Linked DNA regions of Homo sapiens: regions 2 and 3 are each linked to region 1. A link is a loop called in an ENCODE intact Hi-C map of the cell type or tissue named here. Cell type or tissue: ascending aorta. All regions are shown on one strand.

The links. Peaks named below come from ENCODE experiments on the same cell type or tissue, not always from the same donor. Only the 100,000 strongest peaks of a DNase experiment are listed, where the experiment ranks them.
Region 2: it touches region 1 in a loop (3-fold over the local background); 76 of 110 quality-filtered maps call a loop at or near these places.
Region 3: a loop joins it to region 1, with 2.4 times the contacts of the local background. A loop is called at or near these places in 11 of 110 quality-filtered maps.

The regions. Positions count from the first base shown.
Region 1 is chr5:153,961,706-153,969,705 of GRCh38, forward strand. The region is part of intron 1 of LOC107986464 (a long non-coding RNA gene); the gene reads right to left. Among named protein-coding and RNA genes, the nearest start is that of LINC01861, 67 kb to the left of the region's middle. In ascending aorta, a CTCF peak has its summit at 3,521 (motif pointing left); a DNase peak (open chromatin) is centred at 3,526; H3K4me3 peaks cover 614 bases; H3K27ac peaks cover 362 bases.
Region 2 is chr5:153,485,337-153,493,336 of GRCh38, forward strand. It overlaps GRIA1 (glutamate ionotropic receptor AMPA type subunit 1), which reads left to right and starts at 5,334. Exons shown (of 16, transcript NM_000827.4): 1 at 5,334-5,634. The coding sequence starts at 5,553. In ascending aorta, a CTCF peak has its summit at 4,978 (motif pointing left); no DNase peak of the experiment used is centred here; H3K4me3 peaks cover 3,005 bases.
Region 3 is chr5:153,144,400-153,152,399 of GRCh38, forward strand. No RefSeq gene overlaps it. Among named protein-coding and RNA genes, the nearest start is that of LINC01470, 180 kb to the left of the region's middle. In ascending aorta, a CTCF peak has its summit at 4,181 (motif pointing left); no DNase peak of the experiment used is centred here.

The DNA.
Region 1 (8,000 bases):
ACCTATGAGTGAGAACATGCGGTGTTTGGTTTTTTGTGATAGTTTGCTGAGAATGATGGTTTCCAGCTTCATCCATGTCCCTACAAAGGACATGAACTCATCCTTTTTTATGGCTGCATAGTATTCCATGGTGTATATCTGCCACATTTTCTTAATCCAGTCTATCATTGTTGGACATTTGGGTTGGTTCCAAGTCTTTGCTATTGTGAAGAGTGCTGCAATAAACATACGTGTGCATGTGTCTTTATAGCAGCATGATTTATAATTTTACTTTGGAGTTCTGGGATACATGTGCTGAACGTGCAGATTTGTTACATAGGTATACATGTGCCATGGTGGTTTGCTGCACCTATCAACCCATCATCTAGGTTTTAAGCCCCAAATGCATTAGGTATTTGTCCTAGTGCTCTCCCTCCCCTTTCCCCCAACCCGCTAACAGGCCCAGTGTGTGATGTTCCCTTCCCTGTGTCCATGTGTTCTCATTGTTCAACTCCCACTTATGAATGAGAACATGCGGTGTTTGGTTTTCTGTTCCTGTGTTAGTTTGCTGAGAATGATGGCTTCCCGCTTCATCCATGTCCCTGCAAAGGACATGAACTCATTTTTCTTATGGTTTCATAGTATTCCATGGTGTATATATGCCACATTTTCTTTATCCAGTCTATCATTGATGGGCATTTGGGTTGGTTCCAAGTCTTTGCTATTGTAAATAGTGTTGCAGTAAACACACATACGCATGTGTCTTTATAGCAGAATGATTTATAATCCTTTGAGTATGTACCCAGTAATGGGATTGCTGTGTCAAATGATATTTCTGGTTCTAGATCCTGGATGAATTGCCACACTGTCTTCCACTATGGTTGAACTAATATACACTCCCACCAACAGTGTAAAAGCATTCCTATTTCCCCCACATCCTCTCCAGCATCAACAACAGAGATTTCTTTCTCACAGTTCTCATGGCTAAGAAGTCCAAGACCAAGACATCAGCAAATTCAGTGTGTGGTGAAGGCCAGCTTCCTGATTCATAGACACCCGACTTCTTGCTGTGTCTTCCTCACATGAGGAAGAGAAGACAAGAGGGATCTCTCTGGAGCCTCTTTTATAAGAGTTTTCATCCCATCCATGAGGGCTCAGCCCTCGTAAACCAATTACCTACCCAAAACCCCACAAGTATTCTCACATTGGGGATTAAGTTTTAATATGTGGATTTTGGGGGGACACAAACATTCTGTCTACAGCATATGGCTGATAAGTGACAGAATTGGTATCTAAATCCAGGCAGTCTGGTTCCAAAGCCTATACCCTTAACTGCTACCTTGTACTTATCGAAAATCTACTCTAGGTATTGCAGGCGTATATTAATTCACATGGAGACATCCTACTCATTGTTATTATTATTGATCTATTATTGAATGAAAAAGAAGTGGCAACAGAATGTATAAGTTTGATCCTTTTGGGAGAAAAAATATATATGAATATATCATTGCAACAGCTAGAACATAAAAAGTAATGTAATGTGACAAGGTGGTGGAGGAGGGTGGCTACAAGTTTACACTTGAGAGTCAGACAGACCTCAGCTGAATCCAGGAAGCCCCAGTCTCTCCCTGTGTAACTATGTCCAGCAATCACTTGTCCTCACTAAGCCTCAGTTTCCTCATCTGTAAATGAGAGGCTGAACCTAAAATCATCAGTGTACAGATCAAACACAAAAGACCATCTAGTATGTTATTCCATTTATATGAAATGTCCAGAAAAGGAAAACTGCAGAGACAGAAAGTAGATTAGTGGCCACCTGGGGCTGAGGGTAGGAACTAGGATTAACTGTAAATGAGCCTAAGGGGTTTTACTGCGATGATAGAAATATTCTAAAACTGGACTATGCTGATGGTTGCACAACTTTTTAAACTCACTAAAAAAACTCTGAATTGAAATGATTAAGGAATTAAAATGGATGGACTTCATATATGGAAATTACACCTCAATAAACTTCTAAAAAATTATGTAAAACTGCTATTACATAGTAGGCCCTCAACAAATAGAGGTGGTTATTACCATTACAATTGTTAATGGAACTATTAACAGGTTTAGAAAGTGGTATTCCCAATAAATTAAAACATTTTTGCTTATGCTTATCTGTAATTTTTACACTTGTACAAGAAATGTATTTCTTATACAATAAAAAGAGAAAGGGAAAAAATCAATTCCATTAAAATATCATGGAAGGAAAGGATCCTATTATCATGGGAATGATTTTAATTTTCCTCCCTTAGCTTATTTTCCATTTTGCAACAATGAATGTGTACTGCTTGGATAAAATAATGGATTATAGTTTTTCATAAATAGTTTATTTTATATTCCATCTTTTGCTAGACACCAGGCAGCATATAAGGTGTTCTGAGAGGTTGCCCCCTAGGGTCTTGCCGTCTAGAGTGGAGGCAGGAGAGATAAATGGCCGATCTGGAAAGTTGGAGAACAAGTAGTTCATGCTAAGAAACCAAATGAGTTGCCCCCAGAAAGGCTAGCGGACCCCAAAGAGGAGGAATGCGCTGGCTCAGGGCCACCCATGCTCTCCTGCGGCAAGCCTGGAGCAGGGCCTCGGGAGAAAGCCAAAGAGGAGGAATGTCTACATACTCATAAATATGAATTGAGCACTACCTCCATGCCAGACCCTGCGAGGAGCTGGCGATGCATGGTGACAGGACTGACAAGGTCCCTGCTCTGCGATGCCACACCCCCCGGGCATGGAGGGGTGTCGAGACCCTGCCGCTTCAGCTTGGCTCTGAGCACAGCATGCACCAATTATCCTTTGTCTGGTCGATGTGCTGGTGCCTGGGGAGGGTGGGGAGGTGGGGAGCCTCCCCAGGGATTCCCTGCTGCCCAAGCCCTCATCCACAGCTGGGCAAGGGCAAGAATTAGAGAAGGCCCAGAATTACAACAAGTCCTGGGTTCTCATCCTGGCACTTGGTTCCACAGGAGTAAATCCCTTCCTTGCCGAGACGTCAGTTTCCTCATCTGCATAAAAGAGAGTGTAATGGTCACGCGCCTCCGCAGATCTGTAGCCAGAGCTTCTAGGTTCAAGCCTGGCTCTGCCACATACCCAGCAACTTGACCTTGGCCAACTTTCTTAGCCTCTGAAAGCTCCAGTTTCCTCTTCTGAGAAAACGGGTGAATTGCTAGCACCTAACCCAGGGAGGTTTGTGGGGATGGGGAGGACTGAACAAGGTAAAGCATAGAAAGCTCGGAACAGGGTGCCAAGCATATACTTGGCAAATGTAAACTACAGCTGCAGCTTACTTCCAAATCTACCACCGGATGGCTCTAGGGGATTCGGAATTCCTGGGGCATCCCAACCTGGAAGATTGTGAGGTAACAGCACCAGCTTAGCAAAAACATATCTAAAAGGATAGCTAGAATTTGGGAGGGACGGAGGGGCTATAAAACCGGGAGAGGAAAACAAATGATTACGTTCCTCCCATTAGCTTTGCACGCCCCTTACCCACATACTCAGTCCAGGGCTGACACCTGCTGGCTGAAGAGGAGCATTGCAAAGAAAAGAGACCTTTCCCACTGGCTGGGGGATCTGAAAGTAATGTTTAACCCCAGAGAGAAAAGACAGGTAGGAGCCTTAGATATGAGGATGAAGGGGCCTGGGATGTTTGCACTGGAAAGGTTTAGGTAGAAGGAATTTAGGCTGCCCTGGAGCTATGAGACCCAAGTTCAAATCCCAGCTTTTCTACTTACCAGCTGTGAGACTGGATAAACCATTTAACCTCCCCAGGCCTCAGTTTGCTTATATATGAAACGGGAATAGTAGTGTCTCATTCTATGGTGAAAATGCACATAAAGTGCCCGACAGAGTTGGTGACTCCGTAAAGGTTACTTTTCCCTCTGGATGTCTCCACCTCACTCCTGGGATCTCAAAGGTGAAGTACTTTGCAGGGGTCCTCAAACTTATTTATGTCACCATCCCCAAGTGCCTATCAAAAACACAAATGCTCAGGCTCCCCTGATGTTGCTGTGGATCAGCTCTCTAGGGATGACAGCCTAGGTGTCTGTGTTGTACCAAACTCCCAATCCTTATGCCCCTCCAAGTTTGAGAGCCTCCAGAATCGTGTGAGAGCACCAGGCTAGGAGTCTAGCTTTGTCTCTCCCAGGGGCATTCCCTTGGCCTGTCTCCATTTACCCACCCACTAAATGTGGCCAGGAGTCCTGCCTGGCATGCTTCTCAACAGGGAGGGTGCTTTGGAAACTGTGATGCTAATGCTGAAATGAAAAAGCAGGAGTGTCCAGAATAGTAAGGTACTTGCCCTCATGGGGTCTCTCCTTGAGAATGAGCTTAGGAGATGAAGCCACTAAAGTCAGGGTGGAGATGGAGGGAGATGATGGAGAGAAGAGGGGAAGCTGGCATAGCTCCTTCAGGGCATCCAGGGGCTGGCTGTGCAGGAATGGATGATCAGGAGCTGGTCACCCATGAGCTGTGTGACCCATCCCAGCAAGAAGAGGCAGGCAGCAAGGAGAGAATTCCAGCTGTGGGACCCACAGGAGCCCCCACAGTAGAAGCCCGTGGGGAGAGTGAGAAAGAATCCTGGCTGTGCCTAGAGCGGCAGCCCCTCCACTCCCCTGGGCCCCTCCCAGGTTGCCTTCCTCTCCCCTCCTGGGTGCCTATAACCTGGCTAGACTCACAACCTCTACACCCTGGAGGCAGATGGGGTCTTTGTTTTGTGTGTGTGTGTGGACAGTAAAATCAAGGCTTGGAGAAGAGAAAGGAGTCCCTTGCCCAACTTCTTAATGAATCCTCAGCCCAAACCTCCCTAAATTTTCATGACAATAACAGAGGAGGCTGGTCAAGGATTATTATTTCTGTCACACAGAGGAGAAATTCAGATCAGAGATGACATGTAATTTATCCAAGAACACACAGGAGAGTTGAGCCTCAGACTAGGCTATCATTACTACCATGCCGCACATACTCATTCCTGCTGCAGATAAAAGATTGGGCCAGTGACCCCCTGGGTCACTTCCAACTCTATATTTTCTAATTCCAGAACTGCAATCTATTCTTTCAAATTTATGTCTTTCTGGTTCCCCCAATGAACCATCAGCTCGAACCAAAATGGCCTCTTCTTGATTCCCTAAACAAACCTGAGACTTCCCACTTATTTTTCTGTTCCAAACCTCCCCTCACCACACCCAACCACACCCTCATTCTTCCATATTTGTGAACATTCTCCAGTCCTTCAAAGCCCAGCTCAATTCTCACCTGCTCCAGGAAACCTTCTCTAATCCCCCCAGTGAAAAAATAATATCGACTTGTGTGAACAGGGAAATGGAATCAGAAATACAAGCTATTTAATAAGCATCCCTACCTGGCGCTGTGCTATGAAACACATATACATGTATTATACGCCTTCTATACATGTACATTATTTGCAGTACAGTTAACCCTTGAACAACGTGGGTGTTAGGGAGCCAACCCCAGGAACAGTCAAAAATCTCTGTCTAACTTTTGACTTCCCCCAAAACTTAACTGCTAATACCCTACTGTTCACTAGAAGCCATACGGATAACATAAACAGTCTATTAATACTTTTTTTTTTTTTTAGATGGAGTCTCTCTCTGTCACCCAGGCTGGAGTAATTGGCACGATCTCGGCTCTCTGTAACCTCTGTCTCCCGGGTTCAAGCGGTTCTCCTGCCTCACCCTCCCAAGTAGCTGGGACTACAGGTGTGTGCCACCACGCCCAGCTAATTTTTGTATTTTTAGTAGAGACAAGGTTTCACCATGTTGGTCAGGCTGGTCTCGAACTCCTGACCTCATGATCCGACTGCCTCATCCTCCCAAAGTGCTGAGATTACAGGCAGGAGCCACCATGCCTGGCCAATTAATACACATTTTTATGTATTACATGTATTATATACTGTACTCTTACCCTAAAGTGAGCTAAGGAAGAAAAAAATATATTTACTACTTATTATGTGGAAGCTGATCATCATAAAAGTCTTTATCCTCATCTTCACATTGAGTAGGAGGAGGAGGAGGAGGAAGAGGGACTGGTCTTGCTGTCTAAGAGGTGGCGGAGGTAAAAGAACATCTGAGTGTAAGTGGACCCGCACAGTTCCAACTCGGAGTGGTGAAGGGTCACTTGTGCATGATGTACATGTGTATATATTATCTCATTTCATCTGCAAAATCTCAACAAATAGTTGAGAACAAAGAGTTAGCCTGTCTTACAGATGTGGAAACCAGATCTCAGAGAGCTTATGTGGCTCACTTAAGGTTATCTGGGAGAGAAAGCCTCAGGAGGAAAATATTAAAACCCAGTGTAGGAGAGGGTTGGGGTGTGACAGGGAGGCAGGTTTCAGAGCAACATGACAAAGAATGTGGAGCAAGCAAGAAACTAAAAATCCTTGAGAACCTGTGGTCAGAAGGCTCCAGGTCTAAAACACCAGGTGGGAGAGTCATTTCCCTCACGCAACAGCAGTGTGTTAATTCACACAGCACCTTCATCTGCTTTATCTCATTTAAAAACAATCATCTTTTTAGATAGACAACATCATCATTCTACAGAGAGAGAATCAAAGGCTTGAGAAAATCCTAACCAAGCTCACACAGTCTGTAGGTGAGACTGGAATATGAAGCAAGCTGGATTTCAGAATCTTTGTTCTTTCTGATACACAACTGTATTATTTACAATATCGCCTAGAAATGTTTGCATAGAAGCCTGCCTCTACTCTTGGTTCACCCTCTGTTTGTCACAGGGCCTCAGGAGCCACCATTCTGCATGTCAGTGCACCCTCTCAATGCTCATTCAACTCTGACATTCCAGGACTCTTTCGATTTTGTGAAAAGCAGCTTGTTTTTTTGATCTTCAAGAGCTTCAGATGAAAATAAAATGATGTCTAGAGTAGCTCACCTTTCAGTAGATCCATGGATAGGTGCCAAAACCAGGCGCTGGATAAAAAGAAAGCAGAGCAGGGAGAAAAAGGGCTCAGAGCAGGAGTGAACACCCATTCATTCAGCAGAGGGCTGTGAGTCCCTCCGCAGGTTGCGGGTACTCTGAGGACAGACCGACGCACCCTGCCCTCCCGGATTCCCAGACGCAAACGCCTCCTCCTCCCTCACCAATTTGCAGAGTGTTGGCCATGGAGGAGGAGAGCACAGAAGGGCACTTCCTCCCTTGGGTCCTGATGGTCAAATGAGTGGGCCACGTTCAAGCTCTGAGAATCTCAGCAGCTGCTGTGGGCTCCACCACTCTCAACCACTGGAGAGGGGCCAAGGGGGCCAAGGTACCTGCCAAGGGCTCACCTGCTGCCACTGCCCTGGAGAGTCCTGCCCACTCTTAACCACAAGCTCTACCTGTTACTACTTGTCACCCTCCCAAATCCAGCTGTGAGTGGACCTTTCCTGGGTGACCACCCCCGCCAGCATCCAACCTTTCCCCCCGATCCCCACAGCTGGAAATGAGCTTTCCCTTCTCCGTGGTTGCATCCTCCCTTTGTCCTCTCCCCCTTCCCTGTGTCTTCATCTGATCCACCCAAACAGATCCCAGTCCAAGAGTAGGTTCTGATTCCCTCAGGGATCCCTCCAGGGTCTAGCACCTTGTAGGTGCTAATAACAGTTTCTAAAACAATGAGTGAGTCATTGAGTGAGTGAGGGAAGTCAAGCAAGGACAAGCTCCATGGTCCTGATGCTGTAAAAGCAGCTGGTTGGTGACAGGCCATCCAAGCCACAGCATGTGGGTAGTTTGGGTCAGTCAGACTTGTCTACCTGAGACATCACCAGCAGGCAAGCCCACCAAATGCCAGTGAAGGAGAGCCAGATATCCATCCTCAGGGAGCCCTAAAAACACCGAGCAATTGTGGGCAATGGTGACTTCGTTATCTAATGGGTTCAGATAGTGCTTTCTCAAAGAAACTTTCATGAAAAAGGAACTAATTTTGAGAAGTGATCTGCAAGAACAGGGCCTGTGGTGAAATTTGTGTGGTGAATACAATTCT
Region 2 (8,000 bases), 480 kb before region 1:
ACAGGAATGGCTGGCAGAGTCATTTCTGTGTGTTTGGAGATTCACCAGTCCCTTCACATGGAGCATGTCATTAATGCCCTCTCTAGCCCCACAAAGTATAACCTCTCATTATCCCCACTTCCCAGATGAAGACATTGAGACAAAGGGGTTAAATAGCTCATCCAGAACCACCCATCTGGGGAGGATGGCGGTGAAGGTCTGGCTCTATTGTCTCCTAGACTAGGGCCAGATGAGCTGCAGGGCCTCTCAGGAGAGCTGGTGCCAATGCTGCATGGTGGCCACCCGCCCATGTGAGTGTGGCCCAGGTGGCCTCTCTGAAGGCATTGCTGATTTAAAGGAATAGTCAGTGCCTCCAATTTCTACCAGTAACAATGGTGCTGCGTAGAAGCTTCCCCATGGAATCGTGGAATAGACTTTTTTTTTTTTTTCAGGCACTGATCCTGCCCCAGGGTGTTTTCCAGAACTTGCATGGCTCCCTAATTACCTAGTAATGCTGAGAGCTTATGAAAATGCTGTCATTTGTGTGAGGAGGGGAGGGAAGACTGAAAGAAGAAGAAGAAAAAAAAGCAGATAGAAAATGCTGTTAAACCTGGCAGAACTCCAGGGTGGGTAATTACATTCTTTGGGGTGTGTTCTCACCACACACACAGTCTGTGGATTATTTTGGAGCCTTCTGTATGAATTGTGCTAGAAAACATGAAAAAATATTATCATTATTATTTTTTAAAACATCTTTAAAAATAAGGCCTTTCTAAAGCCACAGAGGCACCCTCTCTCTGATTGCATTTTTGCCAGTTGGTTAGCTGTCAGCAATCTGTTCTTAGATCATAAATTTGATGGTCCCCCCACCCCCTTGAATTGCTTTACACTAGAAACCTAAAATGTTAAAGCCAGAAGAAACCTTGGTGAAACACCCATATTTTGCAGATGGAGAAACTAGTCCAAGAAGGGAAGGAACTTGCCAATACCACTATCACAGGTAATAGGAGGTAGAGGAGAGAATGGGCCTCCCCAGACCTGACATCTGTCCTTTCTCTCCCTTACCCCAGCCCCTGCTGTCAAATGGAGTTACAGAGTGTCAGAACCAGAAGGGTCTGTAGCCATCACCACATCTAATCTTGTCATTTAATAGATGAGGAAACAGTCTTGTAGAGGAAATGGACTTGGCCCCTAAATTGATACTGGGCATGAGAAGTGGTTGGACTCTTGTCTCCAGGATTCCACTGGCACTCCGTGGCCTGTCAGTCAGATCAAGCTCAGAGGCACTACTCTTACCCTACCCCTTTTTTCCCTAAGTCACTATATTCCATATCCCATATATGTGTGTGTATATATATATATATTCCATATTTCTACTTTTCCTTGAGAAAAGAATCTGAGGATCTAGCCACTCTAGGCCTACAATTCCTCATGGTAATAATCTGCTGCCTATTGAGTCCCTGTGGCCACCTTTAACAGGGCACAGTCTCTCTAGTTCCGTTTGTCTTCCCCATTCTCCCCAACTTGGCTCACTTCATTCATTTCCCTGCCTGGCTCAAGGAAGCATTTGCATTTGTAATCCCTGTCCAACACCATTCTCCTTGATTTGCGGTGTCAAAACAAAGCCAAAATAAGTAAATCTTAGACTGTTTTGGCTACATGGTAAGAGGACTTAAAGTATGCCAAAAATATGAGCTGGGATGGGTCATAATTAATTTGAGGAGTAGGTGCCATGCTGTCTCTAGAGCACAATTTGAGCAGCATTTGGAGGCTTTTCCAATGGGATGTCAGCCACCTGGAGTTCCTCCATTAGATACTTAACTGCTGGACTTTAATGAGCACCCATCTTCAGATATCCCACTTTAAAATATGAAAAGTCTTAAAAGATAATCAACTTAATTTTTCTTCAGTGTAATATAATGGGAGGGACGCTGCAGGGTCCTGGTGCCCAGTCCCTGGCATGCCAATCACTAGTCCCCTTAAGGAAGGTTTTTTGGCCTCAATGCTATTTATATTTGGAACCAGATAATTCTTTTTTGTGGGGTGGATGCTCTGTGAATTGTAGGATGTTTAGTGGCATCCCTGGCCTTCACCCATGAGATTCCAGGGGTACAATTCCATAATTGTGAGAACAAAAAACATCTCTGGACATTTTTGCCAAATATCCCCTGGGGGAGAAAATTGCTGTCAGTTGAGAACCACTGTCTTAAGCTAATCATGTAGCCACTTTGAAGACTTTGCCACTTTGGGAATGGCAAATAGGACTGGGGACTCTAAAGAGAGACAGCATGATGAGCTAATAAAGGATGACGTCAAATAAGTTATTTAGGGAAATGAAGCTGTTTGGTAGGTAGTTCTAACCTTTGAGGATGAGGAAATGAGAAAATCACCTTCTACCAGTGGTCAATCTTTTCTTTCTCATGCACATGCCCGCTATTGTAACTAGCATACTAAAAATGCCCCCATGGCTCATCATGGTCCACCAGGAATTCAGTGGGTTCCAAATCCTGACACTGACTTCCTCTAAGTTCCAAGTTCCCCAGTACACTCTTCCCAGTTATGCACTGCCGGCTCCAGGCTAACAGAGCACGTGGCATTCTTTCCTGCCCCCAGCCTTTGCTGGGGCTCTTTCCTTGGTTTGCATGTCCTTCCCAGTCCTCAGTTACTGCCTATAATCTCCTCATCCTTCACGGCTCAGTTCTTTTGAAGCCTTGCTGGATCCCCACAGACAGACACACTGATTGCATCCTTCTTTGCTCCCCCGCTGCTGTGTTTACATCTTTTAGAGCACTTGTCATGGTCTTTCTGGGTGACAGTTGTCCGGGTTCGTCTGTCTTCTTCTTCTGCCACATTCACCTGCCTTGAGGCAGAGACTGTGTCTGATTCCTCTTCATATTGCCCAGCACCTGGCACCCTGTGAGATACAGAATAGGTTCCCCACCAACATTTGAAATGAAGAGAATTATAAAGAAACATGGAATAAACATTGAACCTAATGTAGTTTGACCTAGATGCCTACACTTGAAATATGTAAGTTCTATATTTAATCAGTGAACAACTATGTATTTAATAGACCAAGGGGAGCTATTGACCATACTTGAGCAGGGCAATGACGTAGACCTCTGTTTTAGGAAGATCTGCTTGACTATATGATTTATAATGACCATGGAAAATTCATCTTTTTGACTCCCTTAAAAGTCCCCTCCCTACAAAGTATGCAAAACAAATCTTACCTAATGCAGGGGGACATTGAGGTTTTGCTTGTAAAGGGTCTAAAGAGCTTCCTCTAAAAGGTGATTGCAAGGTGTGAAGCCTTTAATGACAGCCTAATTATTATTATTACCAGGCACAAAGCTTAGGGAACCTAAAAGATCCCCAGGTACTATTCAAAGTAGTAAGATACAAAAACTGAAAATGGAGAAATTAAAAGATGGAATCATTAAATCAGAGACTCTTAATGTTGGCAGAGACCTTAGAAGTGATCTTTCCTGATTCTGTTCTCTCATCTTCCTATGCTGATGCTTATTCTTCCTTTAGAAGGTTCCTACCCAGTGCTTGCTGTTATTAGAGCCTAAGAGTTAAGAGCTGGGGCCTGATGGTGGCATTTACTGTGTTTAAATGCCCAATCTCTTTCATTAGCAGTGAAAACTTGGGGTGAGTTTTTAGACCTCTGTTTCTTCATCTATAAAATGGGCATGAGGCTACCTACACAGGTATTGTACAAATAAATGATGCAGGTGCATTTCTTAGCATGGTACCTGGCACATTCAAAATAGTGAATAAACATTAGCCTTAAAAATTATTTTAGCTAATTAATTAATATATGTGAAAGTGCATAGGAAATCACAAAGCATTTGACCTCCAAGTTGTTCCTATTTTGGGGCTTCATTGTACATGGTCAGATATTTTTTACAAATCCCAGTCCTTGTAGCTGTCACTCAAGTCCACATGATATACAGTCCTGGTGAGGGAAGTGAAGAGTCTGTGGATAAAATGGCCTATTCATATGGCAAAGCAAAATGGAGTCCAAAGTCTATTATTTCTTTCTTACTAAAGACAAAGTTGACTTTCCTTTTCCTGGATCATCTCCTGTTGGACAGGAGTCCTGGCCAGGGCAGTAAGTCAACTGGTAACGGCCAAAGCACTCAAGTTTGTAGGTTGTACTGTACATCTTAGTAGGTCTGTGTCTTTATGACTTAATCCCAGAAGTCTTATCTTTTTCATCTGTAAAACAGGGCTCATGGCCACTTTACAGGTTTGGAGTGAAGATAGATGGATAAAAATCTGTAAAGTTCCTTCAAAAACTGTATTCTGTGGCGGCTAGTGGCTGCTGCTTTGCATTTAACACTACTATCCTGAACACAGCTGATCTCTCTACAGGTTATTTCAGCAGAAGCCCTGGTCTAGGAGAGTCTATGAAGTTCCAGCTTACACCAGACATGACCAGCATCCAGAAAGACCTGAAAGAAGCTTGAATCCTCTCACTAGAATCCCTGCAAAATGACTCATGTAATTGCTCTGTGTAAGTATCCTTAGTCTTTATTGTACACCCACACGATTCTGATGCTATAGACTCCTGTGGAATGCAGGGAAAGAGAGAAGGGGGCCCATTTTAAATGCCTAGGATTGAAAAGAGACCACCGTTTCACTTGTAAAGGTAGACAGGGACTGTCAAATACCTGGTCAAAATACCTGCCAGTCACTCCAGATCCTCCCTTGTTTGTCTATCTGTCATTCCTTCCATTAGGAGAGAGAAAGCTTTTTTTTTTTTTTCCTTTAAATTTCCTAGGAGGGATTTCTAGGGTCTTTCCCTCAGGAATTAGTTGTAGGAATAATTGGGCCAGTGGAGTGCAGGAGATATATCCAGCGCAGCCCATGCACTCCTAGAAAAAGTGACCTAGATCAAGCAGCTGGTGGATTGAGGACTATTGTGGGGACCCCCTGCCACCTACTGACTTACAGCTGAACCCACATTCCCAGCAGCTTCAGCCTGGGGGCTGGGGGAGCGGGCAGACCGAGCTCAGAAAGGCAGGGGAGGGTAAAGAGGACTGTGGGGTTGCCCCTTTCAGGACCAAGTGCCACGTGTCACACACCCCCACCTCCACCTTTCTGCACACACAGAAAGGAGGATAAGGTGAGGATGGGAGGAAGGGGGAACAGGTAGGGAGGTCGGCTGTGGAACTCCAAGCTAGCTCGGTGGGTATTAGCATAGAGCTTGCTGCCTGTGTGAGTGTGAGGGGGAGAGCGAGAGAGAGCAAGGGAGGGAGAGAGAGGCAGGCTGCGAGGGGAGAGGAGAGGGAGTGGGGGAGCCAGCGCTCCAGCTAGCATGAGGACGGGCTTCTTTTCCCGTGCTCAGTTAATCTGGCTGTCAGTTGGTGTTAACGCTGCAGTTTAAGTGTTCGGATTCCAAGGGAAACAGACAAACCTCACGAAAGGAAGGAAGCAAGCAAGCAAGGAAGGAACTGCAGGAGGAAAAGAACAGGCAGAACAGCGAGAAGAATAAAGGGAAAGGGGGGGAAACACCAAATCTATGATTGGACCTGGGCTTCTTTTTCGCCAATGCAAAAAGGAATATGCAGCACATTTTTGCCTTCTTCTGCACCGGTTTCCTAGGCGCGGTAGTAGGTGCCAATTTCCCCAACAATATCCAGATCGGTGAGTGAGGGGGCAGCCTGGGGAGGGACTTTCTGGGTCTGGCCAGGGATTTTTTTGGGGATAGGGGTTGTGTACCCCCTCCCCGGTACTGACTGTTTTGCTTGGCTCCCTAAAGCTGTGCTGCGGTAACAGAAGGGAGACTTGGGCTTACAGCCAGAGGAGGGGGCTTCTCCTGATCGGATGAGGGGCAGAGGGGAAGTGTTCACACACGCACACATACCCTACTCGCACTCCAGGCAAGAGCATGTGAAATGGAGGAACCATCGCTTTGGAGGAAAAAAAAAATCAGGCTGGAAAGGGTGGTGGGTGTTTAAGGAGTTAACTCTATTGCTTGGTAGATGGTGCTTGATTCCATTTTTAATGTAAGTATGTATGGTGTGTGTGTTTTCACGTGTGTGATTATATATTACATATGCACATATATATGTAATTGAAGGAGGCAGTGCTTTCTCTGCTGGGGGACAGAAAAGAGACCCTCGAGAAGAAGGAGTGAGGGGTGCTGGGTATATTGCAGCCACTGAAATAATGCCAGAAGGCCCCCACTCCAAGGCGGGTAGGCTCCCTCTCCTGTTCTGGACTCCTCCAGCTGCCTTCTCTTTGCTGTCTGCCATGCTGCGCTGGTGGTCTCCACTCCCCCGATCCTGGAACTTCCTCGCCTGCCTTTTCTCCGTTCCTTCCTTGCCCCCTCCTCTTAGATTTCCTATCCACAGAGGTCTACCTTTTACACACACAAACACACACACGTACACATGCTCCTTTCTCCTCCTGTTGGCTCTCCATTATCCTTGTTACTGGGCTCCATCCTCTCAACTTGGAGGCAGGTTTCAACATGCTGCATGCTTTTTTTGTTCCCCATTTCCCCTTCTTAGTTGTTACACTTCTCAAAGGCCCCGCCACCCTCCCTGTATTTCTGAGGGGACTGACAGATATTGCTACTCCTGATAATCATGAGGGAAAGCAAAACAAACAGAAGCAATAACACCAATCACAAAGCATGTCCACAAGGGCTTGGGGCTTCCGTGTGACCAGCATGTCAGTGTCGTTTGTGTCCCGGAATGAAGCAAGCTGCTGTGTTTGGAAGCATCTTCGTTGGTTTGGTTTCTAGTCTCTCTCCCCTGGTAGGGAGATAGCTCCACTAGGGAAAGTTCGCATTGCTGGGAGTTTGTGCTCTTTTGTGAGTGTGTGTTTGAGGGGGGATGTGGTGCAATTGATATTTTGTCGGGCATACATGTGCTGCAGTACCCATCTCTTTCAGCCTCTCCAGCTAGCTGGCGGCTTGGAGTGGCCATGGAGTAACTTGCTTTGTTTCCTGACACCTGTTAAGCTACATCCTGAAGTGTGTACGTATCTGTGTGTTAGTGCCTAACACGCAAAACTTCCTGCCTTCAGGGGAGACACTTCCCTTGTAGCCCAGCCCGTAGCCTTCTACTCCTCAACCTCCCATCCTTTCTCTTTCATTCATTGCAGAGGAGGAGAAAGGGGACAGGGAAGTGTTTGGGGTGTGGTCATCTGGGGGGAAGGGGGAGCATCATAATCAAGAATTTTTTTTGTTTTCATTCTTTAAAATGGGAGCACTTGTACATGTGGAAATCACTGGCTCTTACATGTGGCATTGTTTACATTTGTGCTTATATACTACCTATCCTTTGTGGCTTGGAAGTGTTTGTCTAGTATATTTGTGTATATAGTAAATGGTATAAATGCATGAGGATGTTTCATGTATGTGCTATGTTTTCTCATGTATCTCTGCATATTTTTAAAATTATATTTAGCCCTAACTTGGTTGTTCAACTGATAAAGCCATTGCTACTGTTTTCAAAAAAAAAAGAGATTGAAGCATTAAATTGTAGAACAAAATGCTGAAAATATCACTGCCATCAGGTAGTACTTGATTCTATTTGTGTGATCTGTAACAAAAGGCTTGCAATCCATTTATTGGTTCTTAAAAACAGACACCCACTCTACAAGAAGTTAGAAGTGCATTATGTTTGGACTGTGATTACTGTCAGATTTGAGATAAACTTCTATGTAAACATCATTATAGTTCAGTCTCTAGAAATGGCTGATTTTAATTCACAGAAATGTAATTGATTTACATGTTGACAGTAAATACAAAGGTAAGCCATGGACTCTTGTTTCTCGGAACAGGCATCCCATCAGGCACCTTTACTATACCTTTTACTAGAATAGAATGTTTGTATCCTCTTGAGATGCCTAAGATCCCACATCTTTGAAGCACAAGGTTCCACCATGCAAACACACAATGGCAATCCCTTATGTAACAAGTCATTCCTAGGTAACTGGGATCATGTGTGGTGAAAGAGTAAGCAAAACATTGTTTGCAGAAAAGCAAGAGTTTTTAGAGA
Region 3 (8,000 bases), 820 kb before region 1:
CAAATATTTTTTAATTCGATATGAATTAGAAACTTACCAAAGTGATAGATATCATAAAAAAGAACCAAACAGAAATTCTGGAACTGAAGAATTTATTGAAAGAAATACAAAATGCACTCAAAAGCTTTAGTAATACATTAGATCAAGTAGAAGAGTTTCAAGCCTTGAAGAAAGATCTTTTGAAATGATCCAGTCAGACAAAAATAAATAAATAAAAGAAAAAGAATAATCAAAGCTCACATGACATGTAGTACACAATAGAGCAACCAGATATTTGAGTTTCTGGTGTCACAGAAGAATAGAATACAAAAGGGAAGGAAAGCCTTTTCAAAAATAACAGAGGAAAACTTCCAAAGTCTAGAAAAAGATTTAGATATTCAGATATAGAAAATTTAGAGATCCCAAACAGATACAATTCCAAAAAGCCTTCCATGTGACATATCATAGTCAAGCAGTCAAAGGTAAAAGACAAAGAGAGAATTCTAAAAACAGGAAAAGAAAAATGTTTTGTCACTTACAAAGGAATATTCGTCAGACTAACAGTGGATTGCTCAGCAGAAACTTTACAGGCCAGGAGAGAATGGGATTATATAGTCAAAGTGCTTGAAGAGCAGAACAGAACAGAAAATTAAATAAAATAAAAGTAAAGAGAAGAAAAGAAAGGAACTATCAGTCATGGATGCTATACCCAGCAAAGTTAGCTTTCGTAAATGAAAAAGAATACATAAATAAAGTCTTTCCAAGACAAACACAAGCTGAAGAAATCCAACCCTACAAGACTGGCCCTACAAGAAATACATAAAGGAGTTCTAGGCTTTAAAAGGACAATATCTATCATCATGAAAACACACAAAAGTATAAAACATCCTGATAGAGCAAACACACAAATTATGAAAAGAAAGGACTCAAATGTTTTCACTAGAGAAAACCAATAAACAAGGAAGAACGATGAGAGAGAGAGAGAAACAACAGATACACAAAACAATCAGAAATCAATTAATAAAATTGATTTTAGTAATTGATTTAATAAACAATAACAGGAAAAAGGTCTCACATATCAATAATAATCTTGGATGTAAATAAACTTTTCACATATCAATAATAATCTTGGATGTAAATAAACTTTTCATATAAAAGACTGGCAGAATGGATTTAAAAAGTGACTCAACCATATGTTGCTTAGAAGAAAATTATCTTACCTATAAAGTCAAACATAGGCTGAAAGTAAATGGATGGAAAAAGAAATTCCATGCAAAGAGAAATCAAAAACAAGCAGGAGTAGTTATACTCGTATAAAATGAAATGTATTTTAAGTCAAAAAAGTAAGAAGAGACAAAGAAGGTCATTGCATAATGATAAGAGTAACAATTCAGCAAGAAGATATAATAACCGTAAACATATATGCACTAAATACAGGACCCCCAAGACATACAAAGCAAATACAAAACCTCCCTTAAATTTAAAGGGAGACAAACTCCAATATAATCATAGTTGTGGACTTCAATACCCCACTGTTAGCATAGGACTGATTATGTAGAAAGAAAATCAATGAAAAACATTGGATTTGAATTGCACTTAGGAACAAATAGACCTAACAGGAATTTGCAGAACACTTAATTCAACAGTTATAAAATATACCCTCTTCTCATCAGTACATGGGACATTCTTTAAGACAGACTGTATGTTTGGACACAAAACAATTATCAACAAATTAAAAAATAATCTGAAGTCATATCAAGTATCTTCTCATATCACAATGGAATAAAACTAGATGTCAAAATAAGAGGAGCTTTAGAAGCAGTAAAAATATATGAACATTAAACAACTTGCTTCTGAATGACCATTGGGACAATGAAGAAATTAGAGGGAAAATCAAAAAATTTATTGAAACAAACAAAAATCAAAACATTACATAGTAAAGTCTATGGGATACAACAAAAGCAGTGCTAAGAGGGATGTTTATAGCAATAAATGCATGCATTTAAAAGTTAGAAAGATTTTGAATAAAAAGTCTAGCAATGCACCTCGAAAACCTAGAAAAGCAAAAAGATGCCAAACTTAGTAGAACAAAATAAATCAGGATCACAGCAGAACTAAACAAAATAGAAACAACAAAAACAGTACAAAGAATCAGTGAAATGAAAACTTGGTTTTATGAAGGTGTAGAAAAATGGAGAAACAGGTAGACTAACCAAGAAAGAAGAGAGAAGACCAAAATAATAAAATCAGAAACAAAAAAGAGGTGTTACAACTTACACTATAGAAGTATAAAATATTATCAGAGATTATTATGAACAACTATACATTAACAAACCGGAAAAGCTAGAGGAAACTGATAAATTTGCAGACACTTACCACCTACCAAGATTAAATCAGGAAGAAATACAAACAGATCAATAATGAGTAATATGATTAAATAAGTAAAAATAAATGTCCAGGACCAGATGGCTTCACTGCAAAATTCCACCAAACTTATAAAGAGTTAATAACAATTCTCTTCAAACTATTTCAAAAATTTAAAGAGTAGGGGATTCTCTCCAACTCATTCTACAAGGCCAGCATTACCCTGCTACCACAACCAGGCGAGGACACAACGACAAAAATAACTTACAGGCCAATGTCCCTGATAAACAGATGGAAAAATTCCCAATAAAATATACACAAACTGAATCTGACAGCACATCAAAAAGATAATACACCATGACAATGTAGGATTTATCCCAGGGATGCAAGGATTGTTCAACATACACAAATCTATAAAACGTGATAAACTACATCAACAGAATAAAGGGCAAAAACCATGTGATTATATCAATAGGCACAGAAAAATCATTTGATAAAATACAACATCTACTTATGATAAAAATTCTCAACAACATAGGCATAGTAAAAACATACCTCAACATGATAAAGTCCATATATGAGAAATGCAAAGCTAAAATCATACTGAATGGGGAAAAGCTGAAAACCTTCCAAGAACTGGAACAAGTAATGGATGCCTACTTTTACCATTCCTATCAACATAGTAGTGGAAGTCCTAGCCAGAGCAATCAGGCAAGAGAAAGAAGTAAAAGTCATCTAAATTAGAAAAGAGAAGTCAAATTGGCCCTCTTTGCAGAAAATATAATCTCAAATTTAGGGGAAAAAAAAAGGTTCAACCAAAAAAACCGTTAGAACTGATTAATAAATTTAGTAATTCAGGATACAAAATCATCATACAAAAATCAGTAGTATTTCCATACACCAATAATGAACTAGCTGAGAGAAAAGTTAAATAAGGCAATCCTATTTTAAATAGCTATTTAAAGATACGTAGGAATAAATTTAACCAAGAAGGTAAAAGATCTCTACAGGGAAAACTACAAAACACTGATGAAAGAAATCGGAGAGGACATAAACAAATAAACAGAGTAAAGAAACAATCTGCAGAATGGGAGAAAGCTTTGCAAACTATTCATCCAACAAGGGACTAATATCCCGAATATACAAAGAACTCAATTAACTCAAAAGTAAAAATATATATATATAGATACCATTAATACATATATACACAGTAAAAAAATATATATCTCCAGGCATTCAGAGCACTTGCTTGCCTGGTTCAGCAGCCTAAGTCATCTCACTCTTCTTGTGCAGAGATCTTGGTATGGGGGAGCCCTCTTTGCTCCATGCCCTGGCAGATCTCCAAGCATGAGAGTGCCAGATGGAACATCAGCCTGAGCTGCTCCACTCTACCTATGCAGTGATCCTGGTGCAGGGGAGCTCTCTCTTGTCCACACAGGCAGATCTCCAGGCATCTGGAGCACATCGTCTCCTGGATTGAGAGTTTAGGCTGCCCCTCATACCCCTGTATATAATTTGAGGCTGAGGAGGTTTCCCAGCTCCATGCCTAGGCACATCTCTGGGCACCTATTGATTTCCCACTGAATTCTCTTTCAGGGCTGGAGCGTGTGCCTGCCACCAGGGAACCTGTAGACAGAACTGCCTCGTCTGATCCAACCCATCTTTACCCTCACCTCCCCGCGGCTGATCAGGGAGCTCAGACTACAGTACACTCCATGAATTAGTCCATTGCCTGAGACAGCGGAAAGCTTCTCCTGGTAAACAAGGATCAAGTATATACCCAGCCACATTGGCTGCAACTTGCTGTTACCTATAAGCGCCATCTACTGGCTTGTAAGTTAAACTTCACAGCCCAACATGAAAAATGCTAAGAGAAGTGCATAGGGCTATAGAAGCAAAGCCCATAGACCCTAACCAGTATTCTCTACAGACACATGCCCTAGGGAAGAAGATAAAGAAAAACGGAAAGAAAAAATATTATATGGAAAGAAAGAAAAAGCAAAACTTCTACCCGCATGAAAATAATTACAAAACTAGAAATGCCAGCATCTCTAGAAGAAAAGGAACCAGTTTAAGAATCTGGCACTATGAAGAATCTGAATGTAGTGATACCACCAAATGATTGCACTAGCTCGCCAGTAATGATCCCTCACCAAATGAAAACTCAGAAATTACAGATAAAGAATTCAAAGCGTGGATTGAAAGGAAGCTCAAGGAGATCCAAGAGAAGCTGGAAAATCAACACAAAGAAACTTCTAAAGCAATCAAGGAAATGTAGGAAGAGATAAACATCTTTAATAATATCAACTAGAGCTTCTGGAATTGAAAAACTCACTTAAGGAATTTCAAAATACAATTTAAGGCTTTATTAATAGACTGGACCAAGTAAAAGAAAGAATTTCAGAGTTTAAAGATCCATCTTTGATCTAACCCAGTCAGACAAAAATTTAAAAAAAGTTAAAAAAGCCTTTGAGAAACATGGGATTATATAACATGACCAAACGTATGCATTATTGGAATTTCTGAAAGAGAGAGAGAAAAAGTAAACCAAATCAAAAATATATTTGAGGAAATAATTCAAAAAAAATTTCCTAATATTGCTAGAGATGTAGACACTAGATACAAGAAATCCAGAGAACACCTGCGATATACTATACAAAATGAATGTCACCAAGGCATATGGTTACTGGACTTTCCAAGATCGATACTCAAGAAAAAAATCTTAATAACAGCTAGACAAAAAAAACATATCATGTACAAAGGGAAACCCATCTGGCTAAAAACATACTTCTCAGCAGAAACTTTACAAGCCAGAAGAGACTGGCGTTCTATGTTCAGCATTCTTAAAGAATTAAACATTCTAACCAAGAATTTTATATTCTACTAAATTAAGCTTCATAAGCAAGGGAGAAATAAAATCTTCCAGATAAGCAAACAGTAAGAGAATTTATTACCACTAGACTAGCCTCACAAGATATCCTTAAGGGAGTTCTAAACATGGACATGAAAGAACAATACCTACTACCACAAAAACACACTTAAGAACATAGCCCACAAACCCTATAAAGCAAACACGCAATAGAAACTACAAAGCAATCAGCTGACAACTTCACGATAGTATCAAACCTCACATAATAATATTAATCTTGAATGTAAGTGATTTAAATGCCCCTCGCAATAGGCACAGAATGGCAAGTTGGATAAAGAATACAAAACCTATTTTTCTGTTGCCTTTAAGAAGCTCATCTCATACGTACCAGTGCCCATAGGCTCAAAGTAAAGAATTGAAGAAAGATTTACCAAGCAAACAGAAAATAAAAAAGAGCAGGGGTCCCTATTCTTGTATCAGATAAAACATACTTCAAGCAAATAAAGTAAAAAAGGACCAATAAGGGCATTACCTAAAGATAAACTGTTAATTCAACACAGTATTTTTAACTATCCTAAAAATATATTTACCTAAACTGTAGCCCTCAGATTTATAAAACAAGTACTTTTAGACCTATGAAAAGACTTAGACAGTCACACAATAGTAGTGAGGGACTTTAACATTCCCCTGATAGCACTAGAAAAATAGCATTAGACTGATAGCATTAGACGTGTGAAAACTAACAACAAAAATCTGGAATTAAACTTGACACTTGACTAATTGGACCAAACAGACATCCACCCATTAGCCACAGAGTATAAATGCTTCTCATATGTACAAAAAACATACTCCAAGATCAACCACATTCTCAGCCATAAAGTGAGCCCCAATAATTTCAAAAAATCAAAATCTTACCAACCATACTCTCAAATCACAGTATAATAGAAATAGAAGTCAATACCGTGAACAGCTCTCAAAACCACACAATTTCATGGAAATTAAATAACTTGCTTTTGAATGGCTTTTGGGTAAACAAAAAAAAATGCATAAATCAAAAAAATTATTTGAAATAAATGAAAACAGAGACACAACATACCAGAAATCTCTGATGCAACAAAAGTAATGCTGAGGAAAGCTTATCATGGCAAGTGCCTACCATCAAAAAGAGAGATCTCAAGTTAACAATCTAACATCACACCTAGAAGAACCAGAAAAACAAGAACAAACTAACCTTAACACTAACAGAAAAAAATGAATAACTAAAATCAGAGCAGAACGCAGAGAAATTGAGAACCCAAAATTCATACAAATAATCAACAGAAAGGACAAACAAGATCAACAGAATTCTAGCTACAAAGAAAAAAAAATACAGAAGATCCAAATAAGCACAATCAAAAACAACAAAGGTGACATTAGAACCAATCCCCCAGAAATACAAGGGATCTCAGAGACTGTTATGAACATCTGTATGCACCCAAACGAGAAAATCTAGAGGAAGTGGATAAATTCCTGGAAACACACAATCTCTCAGGATTGAATTGAGGAAATTGAAACCCTGAACACACCAACATCAAGTTCTGAAACTGAAACAGGAATAAAAAAACCTAACATATAAAAAAGCTCCAGACCAGATAGATTTATAAACAAATTCTACCAGACATGCAAAGAAGAGCTGGTACCAATTCTACTGAAGCTATTCCAAAAAATTGAGTAGGAAGGACTCCTCCCTCACTCATTCTATGAAGCCATCATTACCCTAATACCTAAACCTGGCAAAGAAACAATGAAAAATGAAAAACTACAGGCCCATTTCCATGATGAACATAAACTCAAAAATCCTCAGCAAGTTACTGGTTAACCAAATCTAAAAACACATAAAAATTTTAACTTACTGTGATCAAGTAGGCTTCATTCCTGGGCTGCAAGTTTGGTTCAACATACACAAGTCAATAAATGTGATTCACCACATAAACTGAATTAAAAACAAAAACCATATAATCATCTCAATAAATGTGGAAAACATTTTTGATGAAATCTAACATCCCTTCATGTTAAAAACTCTCAACATATTAGGCATCAAAAGAATATATCTCAAATTAATAAAAGCTATCTTATATTAGCTTTTATTAGCTTTTATTAATTAATAAAAGCTAATATAAGATATTAATTTTTAAATTAATAAAAGGTAATATCTTATATTAGCTTTTATTGCCTGTGGAACAAACCCACAGGCAACATCACAGTGAATGAGAAAAAAACCTTGAGAACTAGAAAAACATAAAGATGCCTACTGTCACCACTCCTGTTCAACATAGTACTGGAAGTGTTAGCCAGAGCAAACAGCAAGATAAATAAATAAAAGACATCCAAATAGGAAAAGAAGCAGTCAAACTATTTCTCTTTGTGGAGGATATAATTCTATACCTAGAAAACCCTAACAAATCTTCCAAAAAGCTCTTAGAGTTGATAAATGACTTTAGTAAAGTTTCAGGATACAAAAATCAATGTACAAAAGTCTGTAGCATTCCGATACACCAATAACATTCAAGCTGCAAGCTTGAATCAAGTCAAATCAAGTATGCAGTTTAATTTATGATAGCCACAAGAAAGCCTAGGAATACATATAACCAAGGAAGTAAAATATCTTTACAAGGATAACTTTAAAACACTACTGAGAGAAATCACAGATGATACAAACAAATGGAAAAACATTACATGCTCATGGATTAAAACAATATCATTAAAATGGCCATACTTCCAAAAGCAATCTACATATTCAATGCTATTG